Linked DNA regions of Mus musculus: region 1 is linked to region 2. The links are chromatin loops, found by intact Hi-C in ENCODE. Cell type or tissue: gastrocnemius. All regions are shown on one strand. Each heading gives the region's core, and the rest is flanking DNA. Links, peaks and the distances in the headings are about the cores only. Region 1 holds the start of Gm35546 (predicted gene, 35546). Region 2 holds the start of Gm35655 (a long non-coding RNA gene).

Region 1 (8,695 bases), core at 567-8,566, 110 kb after region 2:
GGAGGATTCCTATGCCTTGCTGGCCTGCCATTCTAGCCGATTGATGACCTCCAGGTTCTAGAAGATACCATGTCTCAGAAAAGTAAGGTGGAGAGCAATAACAACCCTCACTGTCAATCTCTGACCTCCACAGTAGCATACATAGGCATATGCACATGCAAGCACGCACACACACACACACACAGAGAGAGAGAGAGAGAGAGAGAGAGAGAGAGAGAGAGAGAGAGAGAGAGAGACAGAGAGAGAGACAGAGAGAGAGACAGAGAGAGAGACAGAGAGAGACAGAGAGAGAGATGCAATTAGCTTCTAGTAATAAGCTACTGAAGTCTGCTTGGTGTCTCTACTTTGTTGGTCTAGCAGTCTTGGTTTCCGTGGAAACAGACATGCTAATAATTTCATTCCAATGAAGTAGACAGTGTCATGTGGGCAGGTTGAGGTGCACCACTGAAGCAAAGCATAGCAGCCCCTCTGAAAAATGTATGCAGCCCTGGAGGCTAAAGCCTGCTACTGTGACTTCAGGCTTGGTTTCAGATGCTGTATTTCCTAGCTACCATAATCATACAACATCAAATATGAATGGCACTCTGTGATTTTCTCCAGTTGACCCCTAACTTACTAAGTTACTATCTGCCTTTAGCTTTAAATGTGTCATAGACAAATGTGTCTAAACCAAGGTTGCTGCCTCCTCTTCCTCCTCCTCCTCTTTCTTTTTCTTCTTCTTCCCCACTATTTTTTGGCTCATTTTAATAAAAATTGGTGCATGGGATTAAACTTGGGTCATTATGAATGTTAGCCAACTCTAGACCCAAGCTCCATCTGCCTTTTCTCTTACATATCAACTCCCATGTTATATCTTTTCCTTTACCTCTTTGCTTAACATATCAAAATTTTCACAGACAGACACCCTGGGTCAATGCTGATGGTGTTACGGGATTTGCATTTCTAGTAGTGAGCACTGTCATTGCTAATTAGCACAGTTACTAAATCAGCAGTTTGCTCTTCTTCCCGGGCCTAGTAAAGTTTCCTTTAAATTTGTATAGGACAACATTTTCTTACAAATAGAAAAGGGACAGTGATATCTGTTACTTAGCTAAATTATAATATAAATTTTATAGTTCAAAATAATTTTTAAAATCTAAATTACAAAATTCCAAATTTGTAAAAGTCTGAAGAAAATCAAACATCAAAAAAGACTCTGAACTAAGTAGAAATGTTGGCTTGTCCTATGTTCTGAAAACCCCTTTGGAGGACTCGTGGATGGGTGGACCTGGAATCTCCACAGAGAGAAATGGAGGGTTAGGTGATGTACCAGGGTGCCTCGTGCAGGTGGGTGGTGGGTGTCGGGGGTAGCGGGCTTCTTACCTGCCTGAGATAGGATTCATGGCAGGCTCTACTTACGACAGGAGCAAACTGAAAATGCCAGTTTCATGTTAGAATTATCTCAGATGCCAGGTCCTTAGTACAAAACAGAGAGATGCTTAGGGTATATGGCTTCGCTTGCATAGACTTGGTGACACACACTCAATTCTGCATGGAAGACACACACACACACACACACACACACACACACACACACACACACACGGAAGAAAAATACATAGAGAAAGAGAGGGAAAGTAGTAGGAGGCGGGGTGGGAGAAACTCAAATGAATACATCCATTTTCAATGGTATCTCAAATCCCTGTTCTGTTGCCTGAAGAGCATTGTTAAAGGGCAAGTAGGCAAATTTGACAGACTCAATGACAGGAGTGATAATGGCTAAGAAAGTCTTTCTCTTCTGTGAAGAGGGAATCTGGGGAGATGAGAGAGTAGCCTGCACCTCGTACTTTCCCTTCCCCTCCTCCCTGTGTAAGCCACTTTAGTGTCGAAGTAAAGGGACTTAGAGAAACTTGATAAAGTTTTCCCTCATGCTTGAAATGTACTTACCTTGGGTAACAGGAAACGTGGAGTCGTGTGATGTAGATTGTTCTACCAGATGGCAGTCTTAGCACAGGCTACTTATGTAGATCAGCCTTGCATGTGAGTCATTTCTTCAAGTCTGACCTCAGCAGCCACTGTAGACCTTGGTTCCACGCTGCCACTATTAATAAATAATAGTAACAGTTGATTAATGCTTGTATAATAAGCCAAATGCCTTTAGATGATATTAAATATAGAATTATTTTTCTCTTTATGAGTAGCACTTAAATAATGCCTTTGTGTTTTGGTAGATTACTCCTTGGCAAGAGCAGGCACAATGTTTAACTCAATAGAATTTGGTAGTTGCATAGGACCGCACTCTCACTGAGCCATCCTACCTTGGAGGTTAATTGCTTATTCAGATGAAAATGGTTCTCTTCATTATTGGATTGATGGTGACAGATCTGAGAAGAGTGATAATTCACCCTTGTATTGGGACCATTAAGGGTAAGGAATATATACAATAACAAGAGGAAGCTAATAGTCTGGAGTACTCTGTGGGGCCACAGCAGTCCTCTGTAGATTGGAGAGCTGGGTGTCAGCTAGGGAACGCAGAACAAGATGCTTGTGAGAACAGAGACTGAGAAGCCAACGGTTGTCCTGGGTCTGAGGGTGAGGGCCTCCAAGGTCCTTGCATCTCACTGCTGCAGGTCTGTCAAAGGCTGAAGAAGCTGGAGTGTGATGCTGGAGTGTGATGTTCATCTGAATCGGCAGCATCAAACCACACCCACTGGGGAAGAAACTCATAATCCAGGGCTTGCTTCCCCTTTCTACTTTCTCACGTCACCCGGACCTCCAGCCTGTTAGATGGCACTCCTCTCAAGGTGGCTCTCATTCACTCAGTTCTCGGCTAATCTTCTCTAGCAGCAGCTCACAGGCAGGCCCAGAGGTGTCCTTTCCTAGTTCTCCCGATGAATGGTTTTAAGATCTGGTAGAAAATCCAAATTGACGATCACAACATGCTCTCACCTTTCCTTCCCCGTTACCACTGGATAATTTAGCCACATGGAACAGTTTCACGCTTATTACAACTTTTGTTATTTGGCCGTTCCTGATAGACTAAAGAGTAAAGGTTATGCCAGCATAAACGCTTCAAAATTAGGGGCATGCTTTCTTGGCATTCAACCACCAGCCTGTTCCTGCCTTCCTGCCTTTCCTCCTTGACTTCTGTCCCTTCTGTCCTGCATTTTCCCCATAACAGTGCTTATAACTATAACTATAAAATTATAACTATGTATATAATTAGAACTGTATATATAACTATATAACTATAAACTGTATATAGTTTTGTGTTATATAATATGATTATAATTAATACACATATATGTATTATATATATATTTATATCACAAGTCAGTGCCCTTTGGCTTGTTAACAGTCTATAGCTATTTTCTAAGGTAGCATTGTGTCCTCTCATGGACACAGAACGCTGTAGCCTGCCCTAGCCTTGAGCAGGCTGAATCAGACCTATGCTGTCACTGTGACTAGAACCATCTAGGTCGGAAGGCTTCACTTTTTAAGGCAGCCAATTCTTGCTTACACTTGGTAGCAACCCAACAGTATGCCTCTTCTTTAGTCCCTTGCCTTTCCTTCCCAGGGCACTGGAATGGCCTGGAGCTGACAGCCAATGCTCTGAGTTCCCTCAGCCTAACTCTTGCTCTTCTTTGCCATCTCCAGTCAAACTACATTCTTTTCCAACCTCCTTCAGAGATGAATCAGCCTTTACCTTCTTTTCTTCTTCTTTTCCCTTCATAGGTCAGTCCACCTTTCTAGCATATTCCCTGATTATCTCTGAGAAAGAAACACTACCATTGTCCCTGTTTGGTTTCTGTTATTTCCCATCCAGCATCATTGGGATGAGATGCCAGTGGTCAGTAACTTGTGTGTGTGTGTGTGTGTGTGTGTGTGTGTGTGTGTGTGTGTATGTATCCATTTTTTTCTTGCTCTCTAAGTGAGCATGGATTTTGTGACCTAATTGAGACCTGAAAACAAAGATAGCCAGTTCAAGTTCAATGGGAATGATATCATGATTAGGGCACAAGTCATAGTGAAAAGCAACAGGCTTTGCTTTACTTATTTCCGGCAGGAATTAGAGAGTGGGTAATTACTGAATTTGTACCTCTAATAATACTCAGGTCTAATTTTAGGTGACTTTTTCCTTAGTTGCTATACTGAGTGGGCACACAGCTGTGACACCCACAGCATTCTTTAAAGCAAGAGCCTTTATCACCAGGGCCACTTCATACTCTAGCAGCACATGGAACCTTGTCCTGGCCCCTTCACCCCTCCAAGTGCCCCACCTCCTCCTACCCATGCACTGTGGGAAGCACCCACTTTCCCTCCAGAGGGTCAGTTTCATGAGGTCTAACCAAAGCTCACCTGAGACAGCTGCAGCTCTTCCTGGGTGTAGCAGTCTCCCTGCAGTCAGCTCCACACACTAGTTAAGGGATCAGGCTTTGGAATCAGATCAAAGTGGGACCCAGTTCTAACCTCAGCAACACTAACCTTTGACAAGTGACGAAACCGCATGTGGCCTTGAATTCCTCATGCAAGAAGGCACGATAATGTAGCACCGTCTCATGAAATTGGCTGTGAGCTCTCAGTGACAGATCATGAAAAGTACCTGGCACCAGCAGACAGTAGCTATTTTTATCTATGATCCATGAGGCAGAGCCTTGCTGTGTTCTCCCCGGTCTGAAATGGAGATGCCCTTACGTCATGCTTCCTGGCTAGTCTTAATCACTGGTGTCCTTTGCCTCTCACAGGCCCATCACCAGCTTTCTATCAAGTTGCAAGCTGCTAGAACAGTAGCCACAAGAAGGACATAGATGGTCGCTGCAGAATGTGGGGAGCGTGGAATTTCACCAGCATTCCTAAATCCATAGTCACTGACATCAGTAGATCTTTCCAGCTAAGCATTATTTTTACCACCTCCGCCCCCTAAGCGTTCCCTCTCTCCCAGAGATGACTAAACCCTTCCGGCATGCTATTCAAGGTTTCTAGGTAGTAGGGGACAGGTGAAAGATCAGGACTGCTGTCAGGAAAGGCTTCAGGGTGGCATAGCCAGCTATCTTATCCTAAGATTAGCCAGCTATCTTATCCCAAGATTCTGGACTTTGCTAACAGTGTATGTATGCCTTCTTTGAAGGGCATGTACCTTCTAAAGGGAGGAAGGGAAGGAATTATCTGCAGGGATAACTTCTTGTCGTCTGCAGGGCTTCCCTGCAAAGCAGTTCCTCTCTGAAAACAACGTGCTGCACCGTGACAGGCAGCCATGTATGTATGCTACATCTACCCCCCCCCCCCCCACACCTAACAGTTTCCTCCTTCTACAAAGGTTGTGCTTCGAAAGTGAGGACTGGTGAACTGATTTCAGAGTGATGATGACCATGTAGTTAAAGAGATGGTTGGATCTGTCATTGTCAAGGTTTTAGGAACACGGATTACATTTGCCCATTTTGGTCTTCTTAAGACCACTTAAGATACAGTGTTGAGTTGCCTTGCTTATATCTAGACCTATAATGCTGTAAGAAATAATAATTAGGGTGTTCTATTCTGGGATAACAGTGCTGAAGATCTAGCCCCCACACTTAAAGTATTCTTGAGCACAATTGTCACTGTGCCTATTTAAGAGGAAATTGATCAGTTAATTTAAGACCCTGTATGAAGCTGGGTATGGCAGCATACGCCTATACCCCAGACCACTAGAGGAAGAGGCAGAAGATCAAGAATTCAAGGTCATCTTCAGCTATGTTTTGAGTTTGAGGACAACCTGAGCTGTATGGTTCTGTTTAAAACAAAACAAAACAAAACAAAACAAAACAAAACAAAACAAAACCCAGAACAAAACAAAACTAACAAGAGTCCATGTTAGCTAATGTTGATCAACATGATGGTACTTTCTCAGAAAATTCCAGAGATACTTGTGGAATGAGTCACTGCCATTTAGCTCCTTCCATAAATGGCCTTAACCTAGGCAGGCCTCTTAAAACAACTGTGGGGTAGTCCCTAAACAGGCACCCACATCTAACAATTAAGACATTATTTGCAAGTTCCCACTGGCAATTCTTTTAGCTACAGTAGGAAAGCTGGAGTCTGAGGAGGTGAAGCTCAGCTGCCAGCCCACAGCTCAGCAGCTGGAGACTGCCCATGGTCAGCCTCTCTTCTTACATTATTACTGACAACCCGAGGGAATGTGAGCTGGAAATGCAGCCCACCTCTGTCTAGTGGCTGCAGTAAGCCAGGGAAGCAAGGGCTGGGGAGGGGGCTCAGTAGTTAAAGCTTTTGACGCATGAATGCAAGGACAGGAACTTCTCACTCTATACATGTCAGGTGAGTGTGACATCCCTCACTGTACTTCTAGTCTTAGAAGGTAGAGAGAAAGCTGGCTAGGGAGACCAGCCACATTGTCAAACTCTGGGTTTAATTGACTCTGCCTCAGTAAATAAGGTAGAAGATGGATGGATTCCTAAAATCAGTCTTGCCCCCCCCCACCACCACCACAGGCACTACATACATGTGCACCCACACAAATGCATGTGCTATACATGCATATATAGACATACCCACATGCATACCACATATACAGACACATAAAAAATGAAAAGAGAGAGAAAAAAAAGAAAGAGTTGGAATTTTCTTTGGTGCAGACCATCCACACTTCATGGGCTTGTTTGCCACACATTACTAATGGCTCTTGGACTAACCAGCATAGTTTTATATAGGCTTAAAAATATGACTTGTTCCAAAGACCCCCTAGTCTGTCAGAGAGCCAGTACACATTTAGACTGTTATAGATGCCAAGAGTGCTTCCTTATAGTGTACTACAATTGCGACTTATACCTCTTTGCTTTTATCCATTCTCTTTGTGATGGTTACTCTTGATTGTCAACTCCATTGGATCTGGAATCAACTAAAAAACATGCCTTGGGGTAGGATAAGCCAACAAAAAGGATGAGTGGAGAGAGAGAGAGAGAGAGAGAGAGAGAGAGGAGATCTCCCCCCACCCTCCAGCTTTCTCCCTGCTCCCAGTAGATGTCACCTTTCTGCAGCAGCTTAGGCACAAAGAGATCCCAGGAGAAAGCTGCTGCATTTGCCTACCTTGGAAGGAGGGAGCATGAGGCAGTTGTCTCATTTAGAATGATGGATTCTGTAGTTCTTTACTCCCTGTGTAGGAACCAGCCATGGGCCTCTGTTTTAGTAGCCATTGAGTGTTCTTTTACTTTTCAAAAATTTAGAAATGATTACCCAGCCATATTGATTGTACAGATTAGCGTGTTTTACTGTGACACTCCTACACAGAGATATCACCATTAGAACATATCCACCCACACAGTGTCATCTCCAGCTGTCACCTTCAATGTCCTTCCTTAATCCTCGTCCCCCTTTCTGACAACTCTTTCCTTCAAACATTTCTCTATGCTTTACTTCTGACTATATTTAAAACATCAGCTCCAGAATAGTCTAGTCTATTCTGGGCAATGGTGTTTCACCCATCTAGATGGGCCATATCTTAAGGGACAAATTCCCTTTGGAATAATATTCTCTCCACTCACTTGTATGTATGAAGTTTGCAAGGCACCAATATTCCATTTCATTCTGGGATTAAATATGTTGATCCAATGTGGCACAGTAGAGGACCAAGCTTGCTGGGGCAGTGCTCAGTCAATGTTCTGGGCCCCTCAGAGTCATCCCATTGTAGGTCACAGTCATTCCACCAGTTCAAAGTCACCAACCAAGGGGTCACTGCAGCTCACATTCCCCTGCTTGCCCTACAGGGCATCATGACTCACCTTGACAACTGTCCTAGCCAACCCAGTTCTCAGCTGTCAGAACAGGAAGCAAGTTTAACATGTCTTGCTTAATTCAGAGAGGTCAGAGTGAACTTGGTTCAGAGCCACAGTTTGCCTTCTCAAGTTTCTGTCACCTTGCATACTCTTCATGGTTTCTCAGAATAATTGACAGTGGTTCCTGGTTCTCATCACTTGACTTCCTCATCCCAAAGGGGCCTTGAGTAAGAAGAGTAGCCCACCTTCCTCCTAATTTAGGGCTAATCTTGTCTGTCCATGTGGACTCTGTGCAATGCATCTGAAGTCACTTCACAAATCTGGCCTTGATTAAACAAATAGCTTAACTTTTTAGTTAAAAAAATAGCTTATGGAAATGGAATCAAGTGTGTGCTTGTGTGTGTGTATGAGAGAGAGAGAGAGAGAGAGAGACAGAGAGAGAGAGAGAGAGAGAGAGAGAGAGAGAGAGAGAGAGAGGGAGGGATTGGGGCAGAGGCAGGCAGTCAGACAGACAGACAGACAGATTTTGCTGCTAGTACAGTTTTTCACAGAGCCTCTTGTGATAAGTGTGATGCAGAAACCCTTCCTTCCTGGGGAGGCAGACAGAAGCAGCCCCCTTTCTCCCACAGAAAGTGTGCTTGCTGAGGGTCTTTTCTGCTTCGATCTTCTTCTCCCTTACTGATTCATTTCCTTCAATGGTGTCTGCTCTCTCTACCTGTTCTTCGGTTCTCTACCTGGTATTCCAGTTGCTGCCTTTTAAGTTAAAGTGGCAGACCTCATTTCCTTTCCCATGGATTCAGTCAATGGCGCCAGAAGCTCCGTTCCTTCAGAAACACAGAAAGGGTACCCAATGGAAGAATCCATTGCTCCAGCTCCCAAGGGTCGGCCTGCTGTGTGTCCACAGCCGGGTGATGTGGCCAGCTCCTCATTTGCTGCACTCCGCCTTGAAT
Region 2 (8,695 bases), core at 245-8,244:
GAAAAAAAAAAAACTTCAGCATCCCTGTGTTCCAAGTCCCTGTCGTAAACTTCTCATTGGCTGCTCTGTTCTCTCCTCCCCTTTCATGCCCTATATCCTTGCTGGCTGCCTTTGTGAAGTCTCTGTGTCTTGCCTAAATAGATAACGCAGCCATCTTGGTAATTTTATCCCAGAAGTCAGAATTGCAGGGAGGTGCTTTTCTCTCCTAATATTTATTTTTAGTTTGACGAGCCATAGCTGTCTGACTTGCCGCGTCTTGCACTTGGTGCCCTCAGAGCGTTGGTCTACCCATGTGTCTAACCACACTCTTTCTGGTCACTTCTCTTACCCTGTAGTGTTCTCTTGTTGTTTAGTGCCGTAACAGATGCAGGGAACCCTGGCCAGCAGGACGGTTTTATTATTATAGTTACGGCCCTATCCACTACAGTGGATGCGTACAGTCCGCCCTGTTTATTGCTCCTGGGAAATAAGGATTTCTATCTGGGGTGGAGCCACAGTGATGCTAGGGAAGGGAGTTCATTGTAATTAGTCCAGAGCCACTGGGGCTGAGGGACGGCTTGACTCAGTTAGTTTTCTCCCACATACGTGTGTTGATTCTGCAGATGTTTGGGCTGACAGACAGGCATGTGATCCGGGGCTGAATAACTCCTTCTTCGGTGTTTACATGCCAAAGCTCAGATTAGCTGTCAGGAAGTCTGCAAAGAGGACAAAGATCCAATCTCACATTGCATAGGTGTGCAGGGAGCAGGCCACCAGGGGAAGTGCTTCAGTCCAATGGATGAAGGTGAGCAGAGAAGGGACAACCCCAGAACCAAGGTCATGAGCAGGTTAGAAGAACCGCCCAGGTTTTATGGAGGATGTGAGGGTATCAATAACATCGATATGTGGACTCTTCTGTATCCCACTCCTGAACCTCCGATTAAATGAAAACCTAAGTATGCTTACACACACACACACACTATACATACACACACACACATACTATACACACACACACACACACACACACACACATACACACATGTACTATCATTTTTACGTGAAAACTAGAGATTTAAGAAGATTGTGTTCAGTGTAGAAGCTTAGGAGTAGAAAGGTATATTAATAGCAGCGGATTCAACACAACTGAGCAGGGGCTATGGATAATGTTATAGAAAGTAGGTTAACTGATTTTCCAGGACTTTCTAGATATAGGGAGTTCTTCCAGAAGAGAGAGGGAGAGGGAGAGGGAGAGGGAGAGGGAGAGGGAGAGGGAGAGGGAGAGGGAGAGGGAGAGGGAGAGGGAGAGGGAGAGGGAGAGGGAGAGGGAGAGGGAGAGGGAGAGGGAGAGGGAGAGGGAGAGGGAGAGGGAGAGAGAATCATTCCATTGTATTTAAAGCAAGGAGATTTGGAGGAGCAGGGCTGGCTGGCTTCTATGCCACTGTGGTGCATACAGGGAGCGCATGTGCCTGTTACATCTTGCAGTGAATCTGAAGAGGGTCACAAGCCCATAGAGAAGTCATGGGAAAGATCGCCGCCTCTTTTTTTTTTTTTTTCCACCAACTTATTAGTGTTCAGGGAGTGACTTCAACTCAAGTATTACAAATATGCCCTAATTATGCTTGGTGACTATATATCACTACAGACGGCTGATAGCCCTTGGTGGGACGTTTTATAAAGTTCAAACTCAATCTTTTTAGCAATGTGGAGATTGAAAACCGAAAATACAAGAGATATTGTATATGCCCTCAGGCATACTTTGTCTTAAATATTATCCTTGGCCAAGTGTGCTGTATAAATAAGTAGATATTAATAGAACTGGCCAGGTGCCAAGCTTCTAGTATGAATTTTAGCCAAGAATGTATTTATGGGGGTATAAATAATACTGTGTCAACATTTAAAGAAGGGATCTGATTAGTTTTGAATTTCTGCATATTGATCTTTTCGCATACTGTTGGTTTAAGACTCAGAGTGGAGTTGTGCTAGAGTTTACGGATCCTGTGCCCTGCAGGAATTAGTGGATACCAAACACTTTGACTATTCCTTTGAAGTTCAAGGTGCAGCTATTCAAAAGACGCTGTATAAGGCTTTAGAAATTCTGAAAAAGTGACTCTTTTTCTAAGAAGACTCTAAATTGATATTAAAACAAATAGAGACCCAGTGGGGAAAGGGGAAGTTGTTTTCTTTTTTTGGTCTATTTTTCATTATTTACTTATTTCTTTGTTTGTTTGTTTTGTTTTAAGTCTGAGGTTCTCCCATGTAAAGACATACTTCCTATCACTGATCTGTATTCTAAACCTGTTTGTTAAGATTCTGTCTTAGACTGTAGCTGAAGCTGCTCTCAGACTTGTCTTATAGTTTAGGTCATCCTCAAACTCATGGTCCTCTGCCCTCACCTACCCTAGTGCAGGGATTATGTGCACTGCCATGCTTGGCTCTCCTCTCTGCTTCTCTTCCCAGCGAAGTGTTGTGGGTCTAACTCTGGCAACAGTGAGCCCTGCTCTCTCCTCCCCTTGCTCTGTGTGGCTTCTGCTGTGACAGCTGAAAATGTCTGAAAATATTTTTCACTGTCTTGAGGTGAGATTCTGCTGGTCTTCATTAGATAGAAGCCAGGGATATTTCTATCCTATTATAACGAAGAGGGCAGCCTACCCCTTCCGCCATATGCCAGAGAATTATTCTGCCTCAAATTTCAATGTTGCCCATGGTGGGAAGCCACAGTTCCCTGGTGTGCAGCTTCGGTTGCTGAATTCTACTCCTAGTAATATTTTAAAAAGTAATAGCAACAACAAAATATCTTTATGATCAAAGGATATTAAAATAAAATCATCAAATAGAGAATAATCAGAATAGAATATGGACTGGGCTACTTTGTATGACATGTTTTTTATTGTTGTGATATTGAAGCTCCTACATTTGAAACAACCAACATTCCCATTCATTTGCCTTCAGTAATGGGGTTGGTCCCTCATTCACCAGGAATGCCAAGTCAGCACATAGAAAACAAAAAGAACCCGAGGAATTATCTTGGATTTTCCTTTCAAATAGAATAAGCTTTGTGTTAATGAAGAGTGGAATCTGCAGCCTGGGCAAGCAAAGACAGTGACTTGCCATGTCGGCTGGTTCTATCTCTGAATCAGGTGGGCTGAAGTGCACAGCGTGGAAACATCACAAAGAGTTAGCCTTGGTAGTTCTTTCACATGAAGGCTAAACACTTAATGCTAAGCAATTCTCCCTCTCTGGTCCTCCTGTAATTTCCAAGTGAAATTGCGGGATGTAGAATGAATGCCAATGTCAGCATGGTTTTGAGGAATGTGACTTAGTATTCAATTCATGAAGCTGTCTTTCTATATATCCAGATTGCTGGCCTAATGAAGTGGAATATTAGCAGAACACAGTAGTAGCCTTAATTTATTATTTTTTTTTATTTTGTTCTTTCTCCTCCTCCTTTCTTAAAGATTTATTTATTATTACATATAAGTACACTGTAGCTGTCTTCAGACACACCAGAAGAGGGAGTCAGATCTTGTTACAGATGGTTGTGAGCCACCATGTGGTTTCTGGGACTTGAACTCAGGACCTTCAGAAGAGCAGCCGGAGCTCTTAACTACTGAGCCATCTATCCAGCCCCGTAGCCTTACTGTAAAGCTGTATTTTTGCCTTCTCTCCTAAAAGATTCTCTGTGTATGTTCGTAGATGAATGTGAGTCAGAGACAGGAAGGGGGGTTGGTGAGTGAAGACTAGCTAGGACCTCTTGACTTCCATGATGGCAGTTATTAATGTACAACAGAGCTGACTCTCTCATTCCCTCCATTAATGCCTCGTTGTGGTTACACCCAAGCACCTCTGCGCTCTCCTTCTTCCAGATCTCCTTCATTTTTACTTTGCAAAGTGAGTAGGTGAAGCATCAAATTAAAACACAGTTTATAGCTGGAACAGGGAGGTGGTTTTGCTGCTGCCTCTCTTGAGTAGACCCCCATGTTTTAAAGTCTAGGGGTTCCCCAAGGTTAAAGAGCATGTGGTTCGCTTAACTACACCCTCCCCCCACGTCTCCACAGCGCCTCCTGTGGTCAAGGCCAGGGAATGCAGGTCTTGAAAGTTGTCTTCCCCATGGTGGAGAGATGCAGATGTAGCCTCCTCAGGCACCTTCTGTGTAAAGATATGAAAGAATGACAAATCGTTTTTCCTAGAGGAAATGGAGATGTGAAAAGGGCTAATGATTCACCGTTGAACTCCCATCAAATCTGGGTTAGAATTGTGGAGGTCAGTACTGCGGGGTCTTTGCCCAGAGATTACAACACACTGGAAGCTGTAATTTTGGAAGGTTCGGGAAGGCAGGGTGGAAGAGCCCGGGGAGAAGTGTGCAAGGAAGGGTTCCTGGCCTAGATCCTTCCCCACTGACTCTGGCATCTTCTTCATAAATTCCCAAGAGAGGTGGGCAGCAAGCAGGTGCCTGCCCAGGGCAGTCCTGTCCGCTGCTGTCTCCTCGCGTTTCCGGTCCGTCCTTAGGTCTCAGTGAGGAATCCGCTTTGCAGATTCCCAGCAGCCTGACGAAATGTGGCTTTGGCTGAGACAAACAGATGTTTCTGTTGTCATTTTTTTAAAAGCATCTGGTGTGTTTGTGTTCTGCTCTTTAATATATTTTGAACAGAGATAGTATTTAACCCAGAGATAGTATTTATAAATTCATTGTTCTCTGGGCACTTATTTTAAATTTAATAACATGATAGGGTTCTAGGTCAGGCTCTAGGTCAGGCTCTAGGTCAGGCTCTAGGTCAGGTTCTAGGTCAGGTTCTAGGTCAGGCTCTAGGTCAGGCTCTAGGTCAGGCTCTAGGTCAGGTTCTAGGTCAGGTTCTAGGTCAGGTTTAGACCAAAAGATTCTCTTGCAGCTTTTGTTTAAAAGACATCTGTGTCTTGCTCCAACCCAAGCTGCCTTGGGTGGTTCTTTCTTTACTAACCTCTGAGAGTCAGAAGTGGGTGTTAGACTGCACTCTGGCCACCGGCTTCCTGTGTTGGCCGGATGGCTTTGACTCCACATCATACCCTCTTTAGCCCCTGGCTTTTAATCCAAATTGCCCCTCACCCTTTGAGATGATGGGTATCCCTCTGTAGGTGGTCAGGCCACCGTGCCCATCCGTATCTAGTACCCTGCTGTGTTTTGGGGATATGGCAGCCCTTCAGATTTCTACCGGGCCACCTACTTCTGCAGATTGCAGAGGTCTGATGTGTGAAGAAGCCCTGGGCAGCTTCTGGCACTTAGTAGGCCTCTGCATGGCAGTCATTATTCGTTGCATTGCAAATGTCATTGACTTTAAGATGTACCATTGCTACCACACCACCAGAAAGGAAGACTACTCCAGCAGATTCTAGTGCATGACTGGTTATGAGATGGCATGGGTTCAGCAGTACTTATATGAGCTGAGATGTCCCAGGGAACCACTTCTGCGTTCTTGGGATGTCTTGGCATCCCCACATCTTTCCATGGATGTTCCACCCAGTGGGTCCAGTTCTCTGGTTCACTCTGATTATTCTTCAAATGACCTTTAGGAGAAAGGATGGCAAGGTAGGTGACCTCTTACACCAGGAGGCTTTTGATGTCTTCTTAGGTTCATCTCTCTTCAGTAGTTAGCTCTGTAAACCCTATAAGGTCAGCTCTGCCTTCATCCTGTCCTGCCCCGCCTCTGCCTGTTACCAACCTGTTAGTACTACTTTCCGGCAAGCTTTTCTTTTGGCTTTTATCCATGCGCAGGCCATGGATTTTCATGTCTCTGGGTCCTGTGGATGTTGCTTCTTCAACTGGATTTTGAGGGTTGTTGCAGTAAGAAGATGGCTTCTCTGTAAGAGACCACCTTTGTTTTGTCTGAATACATTTGATTGGCTCTTGCGCACCCCGAGATCCTGACCTGTGGTTTACTCTCATTTCTGCCTCCCTACACTGTCTTGTGCTGTTGGATTTGTAGATGTCTCGGGTTCTCTCTGTCCCTACAGAACCTGGCACACTGTCTTTGCTCAATAAATGTTCAGCAAATGAGTGTTGCCTTCTGAGAATGACTGAACCTCCAAAGTGGCCTTAACACACAGTCCAGGAAACGGACTCTATTGCCTTTCCTGTTGTTTGGTAGAAATGGGGTCTTCATATGTAGCTCAGACCTTGGGATATGTAGTCCAGGCTAGCCTTGAACTCTTTATCTTACTGCTTCTGCCTTCTGAGTACTGGAGCCACCGGCGTGTGCCACTGTGGGTAGCTCAGCGTGACTTTCCTTGACCTGAATCCTTGTGAGAATGACTCTGTCCTCCAGAGGAGCACTGCATTTGCAAGTTCAGAATCGTTTCCTAGGGAAACAAAAGTATCTCTGAAGACTGCAAAAAACTGGAGGGAGTTCTTTCCCCTTCAACCTATTCAGCTTTCATCTGTTCACTTGATTGATACAAACCTTATGATTTATCAAGTCCTTGGCTTTGACCTGGACTGCAACCCCTCCCAAGCATTCTAGGATGCTTTGAGAAAGTTAACCCATCTGGATGGCAAAACGAGCCTGCGCTTTAGAACTCGATAAGAAGTAGAAGCAAGAGAGGAACGCGTGGCAGGAGATGGACCAGAGGGAGTTGGGGTGGAGTTTGTAAACATAGGGTCCTGCCCTGAGTCTAACATGGCCCCATTGCTACAAGCTTTCAGAACTGTGCCGTTTCTGGCCTTGTAGCATGGGTTCATGCTTATCGCCTGCCTGGGCTTCGTTCTCAGTTTGTTAAGAACGAAGTCAGTAACAGCTGTTACTAGTGTTCTGAACCACGGTGTAGGTGTAGCACGGGTGAGGATACCTACCACAACTGCTTCTGGCTCTCAGGGCTTCCTCTCACCGTGGCTTCCTCTCACCGTGGCTTCATGGTGGTTCCCTGTCTCAACCCCCGCCCCTCCCCCCTTTTCTCCCATGCCCCATCCCCTGCTCCAGTGAGTCTCTATTGAGTAAAAGGAAGCAGGGCATTGGAGAGAGCACTGCCAAGCCAGGTCAGACAGCCGTGGTTAAGCTGGGTAGACTCACTTTGACTGGAGACCAGCTCTGGCCCAGCTCTGAATTATGTTCAGAGGCTTCAACAAGTGAAGGACCCCAGAGGGTGGAGGAAACTGGAGGAGAGGGTACAAGGGACTTCTTGGGAGTCACCTGAAGTGATTTGAGAAAGCAATCCAAACCAGTGACAAAGGGACCAGCCATGCTGAGCCCTCGGGTCATGCTTATCAGTATACTGTATGATGTTTCCTCTGTGAATTTGTGCCCTAACTTTCTTGGGGCAGCTTGGGAACACCACTCCACTGGTGCCAGAAAACTCTTCTGTTCAAGAGGAAATTGACTGGATTTAGGTCCTTTGGAAAGAGGAGAAGCTTCGTGGAGCTGAGAAAACCCTGCCCCGTGGACCGCTCCCTTCCCTTTCAGTCTCTCAAGCAGCGCTTGGACTTGTTAGGCCTGAGAAGTTAGAAATGTTTGGCTTAGATTTTTCTTTAGCCACAATGACTTGAGAAACCAAAGGCAGATGGGAAATACTCTGTGGATGTTGTGAAGCCCAAACCATCTGAAAATAGTTTGAATGCATTTCCAACCCTCGGCAGGCAGCTGTTTTCCTTCACACCAGCCGGCTCCATGCACCCCCATTCCCAGGGAGAGTGTCTCTGCTGCCGCAGGCCTTCCTGGCTCTCTCCACACTGGTAATTAGGAGCCAGGTTGTTCCTGAAGAGGAGACTCCACATATCTGAACGCACAGTCATGGGGTAGCTATGTGAGATCTGCTCTCTGGTGGTGTTTGTTTCAGGAAGTTCTACAGGACCTTTCCAGCCTCATGAAAGAAAAAGAAAAATGCCTGAGTTCTTGGCTCTGTTCACGTGGCCTTCCCCATCTTGCCCACAGCACACTGACAAACAACACATCTGTCCCAACAAGCCAGTTCACGGATCACCATCCATTCATAACTTCAGGCTGCCATAGGAAACCTCATTCATTCCGTCCCGTGAACAAGAATGCACCACTGGGCTCTGAGCATCAGGCCGACATGGTCCCAGGCTGGGGAGCTCTCAAAACACTCCACCTGAAAACAGCAACAGCTAAAAGAACTGGGTAGAGGTTTTCCTGGTAGATTTTAACAGCACTGGGACATTTATTGTTGCCAAAATATAAGTGGGAGTTTTCTGGGAAATGCAATTTCATTTCCAAGCTTTGGACTGGTTTCCTTCTTGGTAATTTCAGTGCTTCTCAGACCACGTGTATCGCCAATGATCGCGTCTGCACCAGATGTCATAGAGCTTTGTCATTTTTCCACGTGGGGGAAATCCTTCTTCTTCTTCTTCTTCTTCTTCTTCTTCTTCTTCTTCTTCTTCTTCTTCTTCTTCTTCTTCTTCGGGCTGTCCACCGTTCATCCACTAGTTCTATCTCATTGTCACTTCTGCTTTGACATCTTCACGATCGCCCCGGAGTTGTCCCTACTTGATTTATAAGGAATTTCTGTAATTAAGAGGCTAGCTCAGAAAGTCCTGAAAATTGCATACAGTGTACTCTGACCCTGGGCCAGAAGAAGAAAGGAGCAATCCCAGATAAAGGCCATTTCTTTGCAGAGGAAGAGCTTTTATGGAAGGGACTGCCCCCTGGGATGTCTCTTGGGATTCCATTGGTGTATCTTTGCACATCCAAGCTCATCCCTTGGCATTTGAAGCTCTGGAAGTTGAGGACAG

The links. A loop is a pair of places that touch in the nucleus more often than their neighbours do. Peaks named below come from ENCODE experiments on the same cell type or tissue, not always from the same donor. Only the 100,000 strongest peaks of a DNase experiment are listed, where the experiment ranks them.
Region 1: a loop joins it to region 2, with 4 times the contacts of the local background. A loop is called at or near these places in 3 of 42 quality-filtered maps.

The regions. Positions count from the first base shown.
Region 1 is chr1:186,583,190-186,591,884 of GRCm38, reverse strand. Gm35546 (predicted gene, 35546) reads right to left here and starts at 4,563. Exons shown (of 4, transcript NR_168305.1): 1 at 4,465-4,563; 2 at 2,298-2,887; 3 at 1,927-2,080. In gastrocnemius, for the core only: no CTCF peak of the experiment used is centred there; no DNase peak of the experiment used is centred there; H3K4me3 peaks cover 832 bases; H3K27ac peaks cover 4,783 bases.
Region 2 is chr1:186,694,496-186,703,190 of GRCm38, reverse strand. The region is part of intron 1 of Tgfb2 (transforming growth factor, beta 2); the gene reads left to right. It overlaps Gm35655 (a long non-coding RNA gene), which reads right to left and starts at 2,235. Exons shown (of 2, transcript XR_373811.4): 1 at 1-2,235. In gastrocnemius, for the core only: a CTCF peak has its summit at 4,071; a DNase peak (open chromatin) is centred at 437; H3K4me3 peaks cover 1,465 bases; H3K27ac peaks cover 5,717 bases.